Linked DNA regions of Mus musculus: region 2 is linked to region 1. The links are chromatin loops, found by intact Hi-C in ENCODE. Cell type or tissue: left cerebral cortex. All regions are shown on one strand. Each heading gives the region's core, and the rest is flanking DNA. Links, peaks and the distances in the headings are about the cores only.

Evidence for each region. A loop is a pair of places that touch in the nucleus more often than their neighbours do. Peaks named below come from ENCODE experiments on the same cell type or tissue, not always from the same donor. Only the 100,000 strongest peaks of a DNase experiment are listed, where the experiment ranks them.
Region 2: it touches region 1 in a loop (2.3-fold over the local background); 2 of 42 quality-filtered maps call a loop at or near these places.

The regions. Positions count from the first base shown.
Region 1 is chr4:84,881,853-84,887,239 of GRCm38, reverse strand. It overlaps Cntln (centlein, centrosomal protein), which reads right to left and starts at 2,931. Exons shown (of 26, transcript NM_175275.4): 1 at 2,416-2,931. The coding sequence starts at 2,775. In left cerebral cortex, for the core only: CTCF peaks have their summits at 2,803, 3,038 and 4,639 (motif pointing left); DNase peaks (open chromatin) are centred at 2,364 and 2,908; H3K4me3 peaks cover 1,843 bases; H3K27ac peaks cover 945 bases.
Region 2 is chr4:84,969,645-84,975,031 of GRCm38, reverse strand. It overlaps Cntln (centlein, centrosomal protein), which reads right to left. Exons shown (of 26, transcript NM_175275.4): 6 at 3,768-3,901; 7 at 1,007-1,169. Among named protein-coding and RNA genes, the nearest start is that of Cntln, 88 kb to the right of the region's middle. In left cerebral cortex, for the core only: no CTCF peak of the experiment used is centred there; DNase peaks (open chromatin) are centred at 1,100, 1,755, 2,328, 3,205 and 2 more places; H3K27ac peaks cover 1,718 bases.

The DNA.
Region 1 (5,387 bases), core at 263-5,262:
CATGTCTGTCACTTAAAAGCCCTAAATAATTCTCATCCAAAACTGGTTTATGGTTAGTAAATGTTGTTGGCTATTGGCTGCTACAACACACATATACACGCGCGCGCGCACACACACACACACACACACACACTGTAAATCCAACATCTTCTTGTTTCATCAACTTGTCTACAAATGGTGATGGCTGTGCATAAGCACATACTTTTCTGCATGTTGTCACAAAAAGGATTTAGTCTTGAAAGACGGCATAGCAACAAAGAAGAGACTAGAATAATCTCTTAAAAAATGAAATATGGGATAAAAACATCATGAAAATTCCTTGCTACATTTAGAAGCTACTCCTTCCCTCTGTAAACACAATAGACAGCTTTTCACTCCATCTAAGCAGCCTTTCCTTCATGAAATTTCCTTCCTAACCTGGGGACACATGCAAAAATGCTTAACTAGATAATACAATCAGGGGCTCACAGGAAGAGAAACATTTGTCTTCCACCATGTGACTTTTCTGAGGTGCTCCAAGAGTGATACATGGAATCACCCAAACTTCTTCACTGATAATAATCAAATAAATTAAATATTAAAGAAAGAAACAAACATAAATCAAGCACTACTCATGGTAATACATTCAGTAGCAAAGCTCTTTTTTCAAAGCTGCATGTTTGACCCTTACAGGGCATAAATATTATTTGAATCTCAGTAATATTTTTAAAGAAACTTAGGAAAGTTGATGACATTCTGTTATGGTAAGTAATCTCTCTGCAACTGCATAGACCTATACAAGTGTTTCATACCTATATATGTGTTCCATGTAAGTTGAAATATAAAATGATTTTTTTTTACTTTAGATTGCACTAACAATATATTGAAATATTCTCAGGTTCTGTGATTTATGGGTGGATAATAAGTAAAATTCACATGAAAAATCTAAAGGTTTAACTTTGTTATGCTACAACTAGTTTAGTTATTTCCCCTTAGTCTCCCTATGACAAGAAAATGATTTGGCTATAATCTTGATACTGCCAACCTCCTTTCTTGGAATCTATTACTGAAATGTCTCTGATCATCTCCTAATATTATCAAATTTCAAGAATTGCCATTCTAAGCTAATCAGGACCATTTCTATTTCTTACATCTGCCTCAAGTATTGCAATCATTTCCTAGTCCAGGAGTGCCCAAAATCACCAAGGCCAGTACCATACTGGACATTTTCATCTTTAAGGTTATAAATATGGGAGTAGAGAGACAGTATAGAATATGTGGGCAGGGCCATTGATTGTTACTTTAGCAAAGCCTTTAGCATGAGCACACATCTTTAAATTCCCCAAGGGCGAGGTTTACAGAGGACAAAATGCCTTAGTTCATCCCTGACCTATAGACATCCTTTTGCTGTTTTGCCAGCCAATAGAAAATGAGTAACTGAAAGGGGTGCAGTCTGATCATTGCTCCCCAATCTGCTTAACCAATGATGTATTCAAGTTACACACGATTCTCTTGTCTTTACAGAAAAGACCTATAAAACGGAGCAAGAGAACCCAACAGAACCGTAAGAGAGTTTCAAGGTTTTACTAATCTAACGTGATAATGCTGCTCTGTTGATGCTGTCTCTGGTGTTGGCGGTTCCTAATTAGTGTCTCTTAAATACAGCGATTTTTTTCCCTTAAAGACTTGTAATTAACTGAATGAATTCTCAACATTTTTATTTCCTAACCCTATATGTGGTTAGAGCCAAATCTAAGGAGATGGTGGTGAGAAGGCAAAACCAATAAACTAACTAAATAAATAAATAAATAAATACTCTGCACTGAAGGACAGGCAAGCTCACCATCCCCAAACCCTCAAACTAATCTGGGAAGTAATGTGAGATGACTGCTCTAACAACTGCTTTCCTCTGGCACACTCACATGAAAGTACTTCACTATGGGATCACTGGAAGTTAATAAATGAATACGTAGCATCCTAAGGTTGTAGTCCCGTTCCCAGGGCTTTCTAAAAACTGTGGTTGTGTTTGGAACTTAAGTTTAACAAGGTAAGAACAAGGGTTAAGTGTGGGTCTGAAGTTTAAAAACGGGCAATTTCCATCAGTGGATTTTATTTTTCTGACACGGTCCTGTTTATTTCAATTCACGAATGCACTCCACTCGTGGGCACTGGGTATCACTAGACAGCACCAGGAACTTGGGCTTTGAGGAAGGAGCCTCTGGAGAGCATCCTATTAAAATCGAAACCCGGGTCTGCAGCGGGACAGAGCCTGCAGCCCAGACAGTGGGCAGAGGCAGGGCGTGGAGCCTGGAGGGCGCGTCCCGGGAGGGTTCACTAGGTGCCCCGGGCCGCGAGCATGAGCTCGGGCGGCGGTGATGGGCGGCGCTGCCCCCGGCCGGGGCCGTGGACAGGAAGGCCGGCGGCCAGTCCTGATACCTGACACAGGGCCAGCTCCTCCTTTAGGCTGCTCAGCTCTTCCTCCAGCAGCTGCGATCGCGTCGCCTTCGCCTCCTCCGAGGAGAGGCCCTCTGGCCACCAGGAACCCGCGGGCGCGCTGGCGACAGGAGCGACAGCGGCCCCGGCCCGCCCCGACCCTCGCCGTCCCCCTGACCCTTCTTCGCCCCTCCAAAGTAAGTCGCTTTTATCCGCGACGACCTCCCTCGCGGCGCCCGCCAGACCCGAGGCCTCGCTGCGCACAGCGTGCACTTCGGCTCCGCGCCCGACGCGCAGGGACCGCCGGCTGGACCGCCGCACCGGGGGCGGAGGCGGCGAGGAAGACGGCGAGCGCGCCGCCATGGCCGCGGCGCCTAACGGGTCAAGTTCCCGCTTGAAAACTCCACCTTCCCTTCCCCATCCTGGGGAGCCTGGCCTGCCGTCCTACGCATGCGCGGAGCTTTTCCCGCCTGGTCCGGCGATCGCGGTTCCTAGTGGGCTTGCCGCGGGCCCAGCTCCGAGCGCGGGCGGCTGAGCTGATCTGCGCATGCGCGCCGGGCCGGCGGAGGCTCGACCAGCAAGTTCATTGCTGGCGCCTCCACTGTCCCGAGTCCGAAGTGCCTGACTTTCCCGCCCTCCTAACGCCCTAGCTCCGCCGAGGGCCTACTTTACATCCCTCGTCTTAAAGCCTTCCTGACAAGCCCCCAGCCCCCAGTGATCCAGAACTGTGAATTCTTTCCTCCTCCAAGGCTTCTGCCAACTCGTTTTTCACGTTTCATTGACCGCCCTCAAGTGTTAGTTACCCCGCTAATCTCTCCAACGCTGTTGTAAGCTCCTTGAGGATCAGGGAATAGGTTTTAGAGTTAAGTGTTTTCTTCACACCCCTTGGCAACGCTGCCTTACGTGCGGCTGACATCTAACCGACTGAAGTCAAGGAGACGCGGAAAGCCTTGTGCTGAGCTGGGACTATCGAGCAGGCTTCCCACTTGAATTATGATCCTTCCTACACCCTTTGTCTTTTGTTTTGCAAGAGTCATGGTTTCCTTTGAGTCTTTATGTCAATTTCTTTATCCCTTGGCTGGATATCAGAGCAACTTTGTCCTACAAGGCCCAACGGCTTGGTGTCCTTGGACCGAACTAAAGTCAGCAATGGAGTCTGATGAAAGAAATGAGACTGACTCACTTTTTTAGTCTCTGGTCTTTTCTCACTTGCTTTGCTATAAACTTCAAAAACACAATAACCTTTCTTTGCCCTTAAGACACTTCCTCCAGAGTGCTAAACTTAGTGAACGCGCGCACGCTGAGCTGAGTTTCACAGAAAGATAGAATTACTTTTTTGTTGTTGCTGGTTTGTTGGGGGGGGGGTGTTTGTTTGTTTGTTTGTTTTGTTTTCTAGGAAAAGTTTACAGAATTCTTGGAAGAGATTTGAAGTAGGGATTGAGAGTCCCACCGTGAAGTTACCATTTTCAAACCATTTTTGCCTGTACTGAGTCGGCATGCCCGAAGACTGCCTCTGGTCATCCTTCCAACACTGCAAAGTGTATTAGAGAATTACATGTTTCCAGTGCATGTAGGGCTCGGGGCCATGATGGCTCAGCCCATGCAGTGCTTGCCGTGAAATCATGAATTCAATCCCTCAGAGCCCACGTGTGTTTTCCAAAGCCGGCTGCCATGATGTTGGCAGACCTGTAATCCCAGAATTTAGGAGACAGAGGCCAGATCCTGTGACTTGCTGGTCAGCTACTCTAGCCAAATCTGCAAGCTCCAAGATCATTAAGAGTCTCTGTCTCAAAAACTGAGATGGGGAATGATTGAAGGAGACGCAGGACCTCAGGTCTCCACACACATAGGTACCCATAGAAATAAAAAAGGAAAAGTACATATAAACTTGTCCTACAAAGAACTATCGTGTTGAACATCTAACATTTGCTGAGTCCAATAATAGTTTTCAAATTAAATTCACTTATATCGAATTAGATGTCATCCGCATTGTACTAGAAACTGAGACTTCAGAGGTCATTGTAAATTTCATGACACTCCATGTCTGATACTATATTAGAGAAGCTAGAGTTTAAATCCATTTAATTCAAAAAACAATGCCTTTCATCTCAACAGTAATTTGAAACAAAGCATTGCATTCCAAGAATATATGGTATTTTACTGGGTTTAACACTGGGAATTCACTGGTATAGCCTGAAATACATGTGAGTGCCTCCTACTGGTCATTGCTTATTTCTTCATTTAACCCTAGAGTCTTTGGAAAAGCAATGTAATATTTTCTATTATGATTTCTAGTGTGTTTGATGCAATATCTCAATCGATCAATTGATAGGTGATAGATGATAGAAGTATTATAAATATACATAGGATAACAGATACAATGGATGGATAGATAGATAGATAGATAGATAGGATAATAGATACAAGATGGATAGATAGATAGATAGATAGATAGGATAATAGATACAAGATGGATAGATAGATAGATAGATAGATAGATAGATAGGATAACAGATACAAGATGGATAGATAGATAGATAGATAGATAGGATAATAGATACAAGATGGATAGATAGATAGATAGATAGATAGATAGATAGGATAATAGATACAAGATGGATGGATAGATAGATAGATAGATAGATAGGATAATAGATACAAGATGGATAGATAGATGGATAGATAGAGTCTCCCAAAGGGTAATATCTTGAATCTGTATCTTTGCCTAGGCAAATACTTTTAGAAGACTTGTATAATGGCAATATCACTTAACGTAAAATTTATCACATAACGTTTTAAATTATTTCAACTATCAATGAAGTAGTATTATGTTAGTAACCATCCCCACAGTCTAGTTCCAGAACATTTTTATCATCTCAAGTCAGAACCTCCATGCCCATTCAGTCATTTCACATTCTTCCTCCCACTAACCCCAAAATCACCAACTTCTATCTATTTCTGTACATTTTTATTCT
Region 2 (5,387 bases), core at 308-5,307, 88 kb before region 1:
CCTGGTCTGGCAGAGCACTGGGTTGTCCCAGCTTCCTCCCTCACCTGAGGAAGCTTGCTGAACAGGGTCTGAGAGTGCTCAAAGCAGCAGGAATAATGCTTGCTTCCCTTGGTCCTCCACATCCAATGCACAACTCAGTCTCTGTTCCCTGACACATACTCCCTAATGCATTGGAGGATAGCACTGAACCTAGACATCTGCTATCACTAGGAATACAAATTCACAGGCCTCTAGAGTAACTGAGAACCTGCTGGGCCCAGAAAAATCTCCTGGGACGAGCACTGACTCCCTATAAGCATACAGAAGCCTCTCAACAAAGACAGCTTTGAAGCTGACTACATACTTGCACCCATCAGCCTAGCCCACCTGCACACAGCATCAGCTACTGCACTGGGTAAAGAACACCCACAAGCTCCACCTACCACCTGCTGCCCCCAGAACTGGGGGATAAAAAAACAAAAAACCATCTTTAACCTCCTCCAACCTCACCTAGTCTCAGCTATTATAGAGGAACATAACTCTCATGATGTCTGTTGGCATAGCTAAAGAGACACGTGAGCCTTGCTGCAGGATCCTGAATCAACTAGAGTACAGCAACTACTAACAAGAAACTCAGAAAGAAAGAGGGAAATCATTGAAAAGGAATGCCTGTGAAGACCACATCATTGTCGCCTTAGTGTCTGAGCACATTCACCAATAAAACGATGTGGATTTCATAGGTACCTTAGGTCACACATCAGGATCACACTTGATCCAATTATTTCTTATAATACGAGTACTATTGTACCTAGATGTTTCATAGAAGAAATAAAAGTTCTGATTACAAGTTGCTTTTATGTCTGTATTTTCAACTTTTTAAATTTTACCATAGAAAGCTCACAAAAACTTAAATATTAACAAGTTAAAAACCATGTAAAAAAAAGATAGAAAATTTCTCAAAGCTTGAGTCTGTCTTCCTAAGTTCATCCATAGAACTTCACATTTTCACAGTGACACAGCAGCGTACTTTTTGGTATGACATGCTCTCGGCCGTGTGGACGTCTTCCTGGTTCCTCAGGACTTTCTGCGTGTCCATGTTGAGAGCCTGGAGCTGCTGGATCAGGTCTGCTTGCTGGGCTGTGTGGGCACTGTTCTGCTTGTACACGTTCTGCAGCTCCTGCAGCTCTTTCCTGTGCAGAGCAAGCGATAAGGAGAGAAGCATGAATACAGGTCAGTGCAGTTAAATAACTGGGCTCATCTAAGGGGATAGATTGCCGTCCTATTTTCATCTGCTATTTTTTATTGCAGGCAAACTTACTAATAAATAAGATAATATATAAAGTACTTAATATTTATCACATACATCTAGAAAATATCGACAGAACTACTGTGGTTTTCAAAGGCAAATACTTATCAATTTTCTTTTATAGCTTGATAGAAATAAAAAATTCTGGATATATTGTCATAGAACCACCTTCTTATTGAAATAAAGTTAAAATTTTAGTTCCATGAACTCATAAGCAGTGGTTCTCACTATAGTCATCAGATACTTTTAAATATATGGTAAGTTATGCTTTCATTTTACATTAAGTATAGTGAAAAAATAAAATACATCAAAAGGTCTAATAAAGTTTTCAAACCACCATGTGACTCTGGAGATGATCTATAAGACAGTGAGGCGCCACAGTCAGAAGGAAGAAAAACAACACAAGGGAAACTGTCCTTGCAACACCCAGGTGAACACTGGTAAAGTGGGAGACAAATGACCCAGTGGAAGAGCTAAGATGCTCAGGACCCAGGAGAGCACCACCTCTGGGGTCCAGACTTCCAGATCCCCATGGCAGGAAATCTTGTGTAACACGAATCATAAAAAACTAAAAATTGTTTGGATATTCTATTTTGACAGAAAGAGTAATTATAGAGACATTATTTCAGGTTCCACCATCTAGTTGGTTAAAATACCTATTTTATATACATATATAAACAAAAATACATTTTATTTTATATATTATGTAGAGTGCACTTAAAGTGGCAATTTTCTTATGTATAGCTTAAAAATATGAAAGGATTTAAGATAAAAATATGCAAATAGTTATTTGAGACTGATGAAAATTAATACAGAGAAAATAAGCTTTGCTTTTTAGACATTTAAGGCAAGAATTTTCTCAAGTGTATTTATAAACCCTGTACCCACACAGACAAATACATATGCAAAACCTATCTTCTACTGTCTTCAGTAGTCATAGAATACTGAAGAGTGGGAATGTATAAAAATAACCTTCAAATCTTGAGGATGAGTGAATAAGGAACTTCACAGTGCCTCTAAGGAATATGATAAAGGCATTTAAACAGAAGAAATGGGTTTAGGTTGTGCTGTTTTCTCTTACTAAAACAGAAATCTTAACAAAGGAGATAGCAGTAGTATGTCCGCTGTGGACAGTGAGAGCCCGGTGGCCAAGAGACCTATGTCAATAAATGCTGCATGTAAAAAGTGTGTCAGGAAGTTAAACTATAACAGGCAGAAAATAAGAACAAAAATTATTTATCTTCCAGTATTCAGATACACCGCCTGTCTCTTAATAAGAGCAAGAATTCATATACACAAAATTATTATTTTTAAATTCAAAATATATGTATCATCAGTGATAACAAACACAACCAGACGATATAGAGAAGGGAGATGCTCACATTACTGAGACTTTTGAGAATTAAAATGTCTGTGTGACGACGAGTGTGTGCTTTGTCCTACCTCTTACACTACTTTATAGCCATGCTGTTAGATCTCTCTCTCTCTCTCTCTCTCTCTCTCTCTCTCTCTCTCTCTCTCTCTCTCTCTCTCCCTCCTTTCCTCCCTCCCTCCCTCCCTCCCTTCCTCCCTTCCTCCCTTCCTCCCTTCCTCTCTCTCCCTCCTTCCTCCCTTCCTCCCTTCCTCCCTTCCTCTCTCTCCCTCCTTCCTCCCTTCCTCCCTTCCTCCCTCCCTCCCTTCCTCCCTTCCTCCCTTCCTCTCTCTCCCTCCTTCCCTTCTTGTCTCTCTCTGGGCCACTGGGAAGGCTTGAATTTGACCTGACTTTATAAGGAAACAAAGAAAAGTGAACAGGAATTATGAAAAGTACGTGGGTCTGTGTGCAAGTCTGCTGTGAACTGTTCCTCACAAACTCACTGCTCCCGAGCTGTGGCTGGCTCCCGAGCTCTTGGCACTGTCTGCTGAGGTTGCTGACTTTCTAGGCTTGGAGCCTGGATGCAAACCCAGATCAATGCGGGCATGGGGTTGGCAGGTCGTACTCCGGTGTCAGATCCAGATGGGAATTCTCTCTGCTTCCTAGTCTCACCTCACACGGCAGCACATGGACAGGAAGTACTTGTTCATAGATGCCACACACCTTCCCCTCTGGGGACCTGGGGGTGGGGGTGGGGTGGAGGGAGCTGTCCTTCCCTAAGGTGCCTTTGTCAGCATCCTAATCTCTTTAAGAACAGGTAAGAAAAGTGAGTCCAGTGTTTTAAATTAAGGAAAATGCACTGTTCATATTCAGAAGAAAAGTTCAGAAAACAATATGCAAGCACTGTTCTTGTTTAAACAGAGTCCTGATCTCTCAGTGCTGGGGAGCCCGCTCCCCCAACTAACTAGTGCCGCTTTAGTCACACTATTCCGGATTTTCACTGCATAACTATATGTGCCTATGGGAGACATACTGTTATCATTTGGAAGTATTAACAATATCCATGTACATAAGTGCGCATGCTGAATGACTACTGATATTCTAATAAAATTCAAAACTGAATATACTTGCCTGATCAATGTAATATCCATATCTTTTTGGAGAAGTTCAGCCTGTTTGTTATTCAGCTGTTGTGACACAACATTATATTTAGTCTGTGCTGACTCAATTTCTTTCTTTGCTTCAATCAAATTTTCTTCAAGGACCTAAAGTTAGAGCACTTGTATTAAACATAATAAACATGAAGTATAAACAAAAGTATATGATATTTATTTTATAAGATGCAGGGGGAATGTACAGGATTCATCTCTGTATCCTGCTAGACACTTAACTACAAAGAAGAAATTAATACAAAATGCAAGGATGTAGAAATGGTAAATCTAAAAGGTTTATAACAGGTAAAACAAAATCACAAAAGAAAAAAAAACAAAACCACAGGTAAAGAGCTTTGATCTCTAGCCTGGAAACCAGGTAAATTTTCTCTAGCCTGGAAACCAGGTAAATTTTTTAAGTACTTAGGTAGCATTCAGACAAAGTTGCCAATCTCAAGATTCCACTTGACCCATGCTTCGTGTGAGAGGGTTCAAGAAACTGGATAAAGGAAAAATTGCAAACTGGAGGCCTTAGAATCTCAAAAGTGTGTAAAAGAGACAAACGAACATTAGAGTGAAATAGGTAACAGAAAAATATTGCTATGCAAAAACCCTTAGAAAATCTGAAGTTCAAGGGAGACTAGAGGCTGGGGATGCTGCCTGGTACTACACAACATGCTTGCCTAGTATGTTTGAGGCCCTAGGCTTGATCTACCAAAACTATTATTGAAATAGTATTAAACTACCCTTAATATATTATCTTTATAATAAGAAATTAGTGCTTCTCTCCACCATCACTAGAGAAGCTTCTATGTGCATTAGACAGAGATTAACACAGATACTCACAACTGGTCAACTCCCAGTGAGTAAAAACTATAGATTGTTAAACTCTAAGTCCATTTTATACCCCATTCCCAAAGGCCCTGGGATCACTGAAGAATAGGAAGCAACAGGAGCCACAAGTGGTGGGTGCCTGCAATGAAACGTTATTTGCTGAATAGCAAAGGGGCCCATGTTCATAAGCTGTGACAAGCATAAGGGCTGCACAAGATCAGAGCAGTCAAACTCTCAGCATGGGTAGAGAAGGACTTCCTGAAGTCCTACCTCTAGCTGTGAAGCTACTGGCAACTGAGGATCTGTGGGAGGAGGGAGAATCATATTTCTTCAGGAATGCCATCCCTGAGGGCTACCATGCTGTGGTGGGTGGTCCCACATGCAAGCACACACATTAAACGTTATTGGTACTATCCTAATTAACTAGAAACCTCCCCAATCTAAGCTACAAACATTTTTCTTGTCACATTTTTCTTCATACCACTTATCCCTATGTGACAAAGCTGAAGGTTTTATTGCTTATGCATGTCTACATATCACCGATGATATAAATTTCATAAAAGCAAGGTTTTAAACTTATATTTTTCAGTTATTTTGGTTACAGACACATGCTCAGAAAATTATTTCACTCCTAACTTTTACAACAAATGTCAACTGATACAGAAAGCTAATGACACACTTGTGTAATGAACATGTTTAAACCCCCAGTAATTATCTCTTAAGAATATAATCCTCTAAAGAGTTAGGAAGAATCTAATGCAGACAG